Regions from separate parts of the Mus musculus genome. Here region 2 is linked to region 1. A link is a loop called in an ENCODE intact Hi-C map of the cell type or tissue named here. Cell type or tissue: heart. All regions are shown on one strand. Links, peaks and the distances in the headings refer to the core of each region. The heading gives the core; the rest is flanking DNA. Region 1 holds the start of Gm30604 (a long non-coding RNA gene). Region 2 has its middle 2.8 kb from the start of Gm30746.

Region 1 (2,907 bases), core at 102-2,601:
GGGGTAGGGATTATGAGCAAGAGGCATTGACAGAGACTGGGATTTATGCCCAGGGTGCTGATTGGAAGCTAAGCAGGAATTACCAGACAGACGTATACGTTCAGCCCGTTACCGGTTTTTATGCCCTGAGCACACAGAACATTTGTAGCACCGGGCAAGGGCGGGTGGGGGGAGCAGGAGCTATTTCTGTGAGGATGCCGTGGGGTGAAATGCCTGTAAACATCCCCTCTCCAGGGCTGCGCTCTGCTCGGCAGAGGTTGCCCCGGTAATGAGTTTAACTCTTATGCTATTCATTCAGCCATCCGTGAAAGCCACAAATATTTACCGAGCACTTAGGATATGCCAAGTGGAGGCTGGGGACGCTGGGGACACAGAAGTGCCTGCCATCAAACGTGTGCCTCCCTTTTTGGAGTTCTCATACCAGCGGAGTCAGTAAGCTAACACAATACAAGGTGTGGTGAAGACCAGTGGACCACATGCTCGAGGATTGGCCGGCCTCCTCCAATGCCCGTCGTCCACCTGATCCAGGTGCGCTACGGGAATAAATTAGAGTCAGAGCCGGTCTGGCGAGACCTCGAGACCTTGGAGAATGACCAGAACTGACAGCTTCACTTCCCAGTTTACACAACACATTTTTAGATCAGGGAGATCCCGGACTGTGCCAGCCAGACCAAGATGGCCCAGCCAGTTTAGCAGTTATTTCCTGCCTTTCTCTGAGTGGTGGTGGAGGGGTAGGGGATGGGGATGAGGTAGAAATCCCACGTCACAAGAAAGAGTTGCCCTCACCTGCTTATAGGGCACACTCCAAGATGGGAAAGTGGGCCCAGTGAGAAGTCTCAGCCGGTTAAAGGGGCTTGCTGCCAATCTGACAACCTGAATTCGAGAGAACCACACAGAGTTCTGTAATCTCCATATACATGCTGTGCCCCCCCCCCCACACACACACACATACACATGCACACTAAAAGGAAAAAAAAATCTTGGGCGGGGGAGGAGCCTGAAAAGAGATAGAAACATAAGGAAAGCAAAGGGTTGTCTTATCTTTTCAGTGTGTAAGAGGGCAAAATGTCACCAGGAAGAGAAACAGTCTCCATGCTACAGCGTCTCAGAAATCAGAGGCTGGGGACTTCTGATAAGGGCCATGGATCCCAGTCTGCACCACTGATGGCCCCTCACAGCTCCTCACGTTGTCCATGACATCAGTTTTGTCCCTGACATCAGTATTGCCCACGGCATAGAACTCCCAGGGTAGGAAAGGACTCAACAGCAGACAGAACTGGAAACCCCAGTCTGGCCTGATTCTTAGACCCGTAGAGCTTCTACTGGGCAGAGGTTTGTCCTCAGGGTGGCACCAGGGTGACTCCAGCAGTCGAGTGCTGGAGAAGGTGGCCTGAGAAGCTGAGCTTGCAGAAGTGGCTGGAAGAGGAACCGTGGCCCCGCCCACCCACTTAAAACAAGAACAAAAACAAAAACCAACCAACAAGGTGACATCCAGGACAGAAACCCCTTGTCCTCTACCTGCGTTAGCCTCTGTCACGCAATAAATAACACCTTCGAGGAGGGTGGCCCGAGCCAGGCAGTAAGTGATACCGCCGTCAGTCCAACCGTCCTGTTGGAAGAAACACACTGTAATCATGCCTGAGAAAGACATTTGGCAAATGAGTTCCCATTTTCACATTGGATTGTGCTGAGCGTATCAATTTCCCGCGGGCCGGCCAGCGTTGGGGATGTGTAATTGATTGCCCGCGTTATAATAAACAAGCCGTGACAGGCGATCATTCATCACGGGCCGCTGAACGTTCCAGCGACGCCGGGAGAGAGGGGGCGCGGGAGCCGAGGGAAAGGAGGGGAAAGCAGCGCCCCGGAGGGCGGGGAGAGGGAACGCCAGGGCCGTAATTCTTTTCATTATCTAATTTGTTCTTACTGGCCTGGGTCCTCCCCCATCCCATCCCCAAGGAGGCCTAGGGGTTGGGGGAGGGGGCGGAGGGGGGGGGCGCGGAGACGAGGGGCGGGGCGAGCTGTAATGTGGGAGGATTTGTTCTGGAAAGCGAGGAAGGGATGTGCGCAGGACTTAGCTCTTTCAAGACCCCGCCTCCAATGGATGCGTCGGAAATTTAAATTTAAAATAAGACAAAAGAAACAGCAGGGGTGTTGTAAAAGACAAACACACAGACGAGTCCTTTTATCTGAGAAAAGAAGAGAGTCAGAGTTGACATCGACTGGGGCTCTGGCAGCGGGTGATGGTCCCTCTCGGCCTCCCACCCACTCCCACGGACGCTGAAGAGTGAAGTTTCAAGGCGTGCAGCAGTGGGGAGGGCGTGAAGGGAGCTGGCTGGAGTCCTCAGGCCTCACCCTGCCAGTTTGCAACCCCTTCCCCACGCTCTTAGCATTCCCCTCAGCCCTCCTGGGTACCAAATGCAACCCTCCCAGGGCCAGGGAGTGGAGGGGTGGAGCCTGTGCTGACGGAGGCGTGGTTTACAGGGGCGTGGTCATGTTAGAAGGGGAAAGGCAAGAATAAAAGAAAGCGCAGGGCTTCAGAGTGGCTCACTATTCCTGCCTGGTTAGTATTGTCTTTAATTTTTATCTTTAATTGGCTGGCCATGGTGATGCCCATCTTTAATCTCAGCATCCGAGGCGGAGGCAGGCAGATCTGCATGGAAAGTTCCAGATCACCAAGGGCTACATCAGAAGTTCGTGACTCAAAAAAATTTTTTTCTTTTAATTAGATTTTAATTTGGTGGTGGTATGCACATAGACTAGAGGACAATCTGAGCAAGTCTCTCCTCCCACTTTGTTGGCCTTAATGGTCCCTCTCGGGCAATCTGACTTGGCTGGAAAGTAGCTTTGCGGCACGAGCCGTCTCAGCCTAGTATCTTCGAGGCGATGGAGAGGAGGAGGTTTGGAAGA
Region 2 (2,907 bases), core at 96-2,595, 79 kb after region 1:
AGCCCTTGCCTAGTTAGCATACACAAAGCCCGGGATTCTGTCTCCAGCACCACATAAACGTAAGCTGGTGCTGCACACCGTGGAGGCAAATCAGAAGTTCAAGGTCATCAACAGCCACTATACAGTGCTAGCCTAGGCTATAAGCTATACTGTTAGCCTAGGCTATAAGCTATACTGTTAGCCTAGGCTATAAACAATAGAAGGGCCCTTGTGAGGCTGGGAAGGGTGGGTGGGTGTATACGGTGTGCTGAGAATAGAAACCGAGTATCACTAAGCTAAGCAAGCACTACATCAGCCCTTGGTGGGGGGGGAGCGGGGAGAAGAAGAAGAAACTTTTTTCTTTCTTTCTTTTTTTTTTTTGTTTTTTTTGTTTTTTTGTTTGTTTGTTTTTTTTCGAGACAGGGTTTCTCTGTGTAGCCCTGGCTGTCCTGAAACTCACTTTGTAGACCAGGCTGGCCTCCAACTCAGAAATCTGCCTGCCTCTGCCTCCCAAGTGCTGGGATTAAAGGCTTGCACCACCACCACCCGGCAGACATACCTTTTTCATTTTGAGGCAGGACTTCACTAAGTTGCCCTGACAGGCCTTGAACTTGTGATTCTCCTGCTTCAGTCTTTCACATGTCTGGAGTATTGAGGCTGTTATCCTAGCAGTGGGAAGACTGAGGTGTGAGAATTGCTGCACACTTAAGGCCAACCTGGGCTACATAGTGAGCTCCAGGCAAAGCTAGAGCTATACATCATAGAGAGTGATAGAGGTAGATTAGAAAAAAGAGAGAGATGACAGATAACAGACAGATAATAGAGATAGATAATAGATGATAAAAAGATTGTAGCTAGACATGTGATAGATTAGATAGATGATAGTTAGATAATAGATGATAGATTGATAGACAGATAGACAATAGTTAGATGATAGATAGATAGATAGATAGATAGATAGATAGATAGATAGATAGATAGATAGATAGATAGCCCGCACCTGCCCTGAGCTCTTGCTCAACCGGTTGCATCTGCAGCGCAGGCTGCTGGGCTTTCTTTCCCACTGCTATTTAGTAGCAGTTGTACTGACATGGCCGGGTCACCTCGACCTCCTGGAGGGCGCTTCAGGCTGGGACTCTATTGCCGGGCAGACACACAGCCCTTGACTGCTCTGTCACATTAGCTGTGGGGTACTGTCATTGAGTACTTTCACAGAGTGCCTGGCTAAGCCTCCTTCGGTCTCCTCCCCCAGAGAGAAAACAATAGGCGGAATTTTAATGGGGTGGGAATAATCGGGGACTCCGAGAATGAATGGAGGGGGAATGAATGAATCACCACCCTAATTTCTGCCTTCTGAGGCAATAGGTGTGCAGTCTCCATTTCTCAGAGCTAGGGGAATGTCTGCCAAAATAAATTAACTTTCCCACGTCAGTGAGTCATTTGGCTCGCGTTGCAGCCTCGGAACTGAGAGAGAACGGGAGAGACCACAGGGCAGGGAGGGGCTGGACTGACTGACTCAACAAGAAGGAAGCAGCATATGAGCTCTCTCTCTCTCTCTCTCTCTCTCTCTCTCTCTCTCTCTCTCTCTCTCTCTCTCTCTGCCACTTTATGTCTATCTCCCACTGCTTTCCCTCTGTGTGTGTGTCTCTCTCTCTGTCCGTCTCTGTCTCTGTCTCTCCCTCTCTCCCTCTCTCCCTCCCTCCCGCTCCCCCACCTCCAGTTCCAACTCCTCAGAGGTAGGTGGTCTGGATGTCGGAAGCTCCCCCTCCGGACACACAAAGTGTGGCAGGGCCAGGCTGAGGCTCCCGCGCCCCTCTCTTCCATCCGGTGCTCTTGTCCCACGGGTGCCAGACCTTGGCTATTCCCACACTCCAGCGGCTGGGGAGCTTCAGGGCAGAACAGCAGAGATCAAAGCCAGAGCCAACAGGTCCTTAAGAAGAAAGGGCTGGGAGGAGCCAGCTGAGATGGACTTAATTACCGACTCCTCGGGCTTGGGGTTTTATGAGCAGTTCTGCCTGTCTCCTAGAAACCGGACCAGAGGCAGTGAACCCAGCATAAAAGAAATTGATGTGAGACAGGAAAGGCAACTTTCTGACCTCTGAAGTGACGATATTCCAACAGGCCCACTCTCGCGCTCAAGCGTTTTCTAGCTCCTTATTATCTGTAGAAGGCAATAGGTCTCAACGTTGCCCTTAAGAGCATGGGCTTTGCAACCTGGCCTGGTGTTGTTCGCCTTTAATCCTAGCACATGGGAGGCAGAGGCAGGCGGATCTCTGAGCTCAGGGCCGGCCTGCTCTACAGACTGAGTTCCCCCAACAGTCAGGGCTATACAGACAAACCCTGACTGGGGGAAAAAAAATAACAAAAACAAAATAACATGGGCTTTGGGAGTCTCAGAGACCTGGGTGGAGGTCGTAGCAGGGGGTGGGGGTAAATTATCTTCAGTGAAATTGACTTTGTAAAATAGTGTATGATTGTGTCTTGGTGTTTTAGGAAAGGTTGCCGGAGCCATATTCCTTCTCGTAGATCCCCACATCCCTGAGCACTGGCATTTCCTTCTGAACACTTAAGTCTAGATAGATGATAACCCACAGTAAGTTCTCATCAGCATCGAACATCACGGGCATCTCTGGATGTGGAAAGTGCACACATTTTCCTTTTTCACAGAGACTGAATTTAGGGCCACATATGTCCCCAGCAAGTACTATAATGGTGAGTCGCACCCATCACTCAACACCCCCCCCCTTTAGTTAAAAAAAAAGTCAAGATTTAAATACTTTTAAAAGGAATTGTATGTGCATGGTTGCTTTTCCCACACGTGTATGTCAGTGCAGCGTTTGTGTGTCTGGCTTGGGGGACGATGTCCGATCCACTAGAACTGGAGATACTGGCAATCATGAGCCACCACGTGGGTGCTGGAGACTAAGC

The links. A loop is a pair of places that touch in the nucleus more often than their neighbours do. Peaks named below come from ENCODE experiments on the same cell type or tissue, not always from the same donor. Only the 100,000 strongest peaks of a DNase experiment are listed, where the experiment ranks them.
Region 2: it touches region 1 in a loop (1.8-fold over the local background); 3 of 42 quality-filtered maps call a loop at or near these places.

The regions. Positions count from the first base shown.
Region 1 is chr5:118,379,111-118,382,017 of GRCm38, forward strand. Gm30604 (a long non-coding RNA gene) reads right to left here and starts at 1,808. Exons shown (of 6, transcript XR_878721.1): 1 at 1,519-1,808; 2 at 787-873. In heart, for the core only: a CTCF peak has its summit at 1,338 (motif pointing right); DNase peaks (open chromatin) are centred at 651, 1,651, 1,811, 2,441 and 1 weaker place; H3K4me3 peaks cover 1,547 bases; H3K27ac peaks cover 1,406 bases; H3K27me3 peaks cover 541 bases.
Region 2 is chr5:118,457,773-118,460,679 of GRCm38, forward strand. No RefSeq gene overlaps it. Among named protein-coding and RNA genes, the nearest start is that of Gm30746, 2.8 kb to the right of the region's middle. In heart, for the core only: no CTCF peak of the experiment used is centred there; DNase peaks (open chromatin) are centred at 1,409 and 1,869; H3K4me3 peaks cover 1,215 bases; H3K27ac peaks cover 1,367 bases.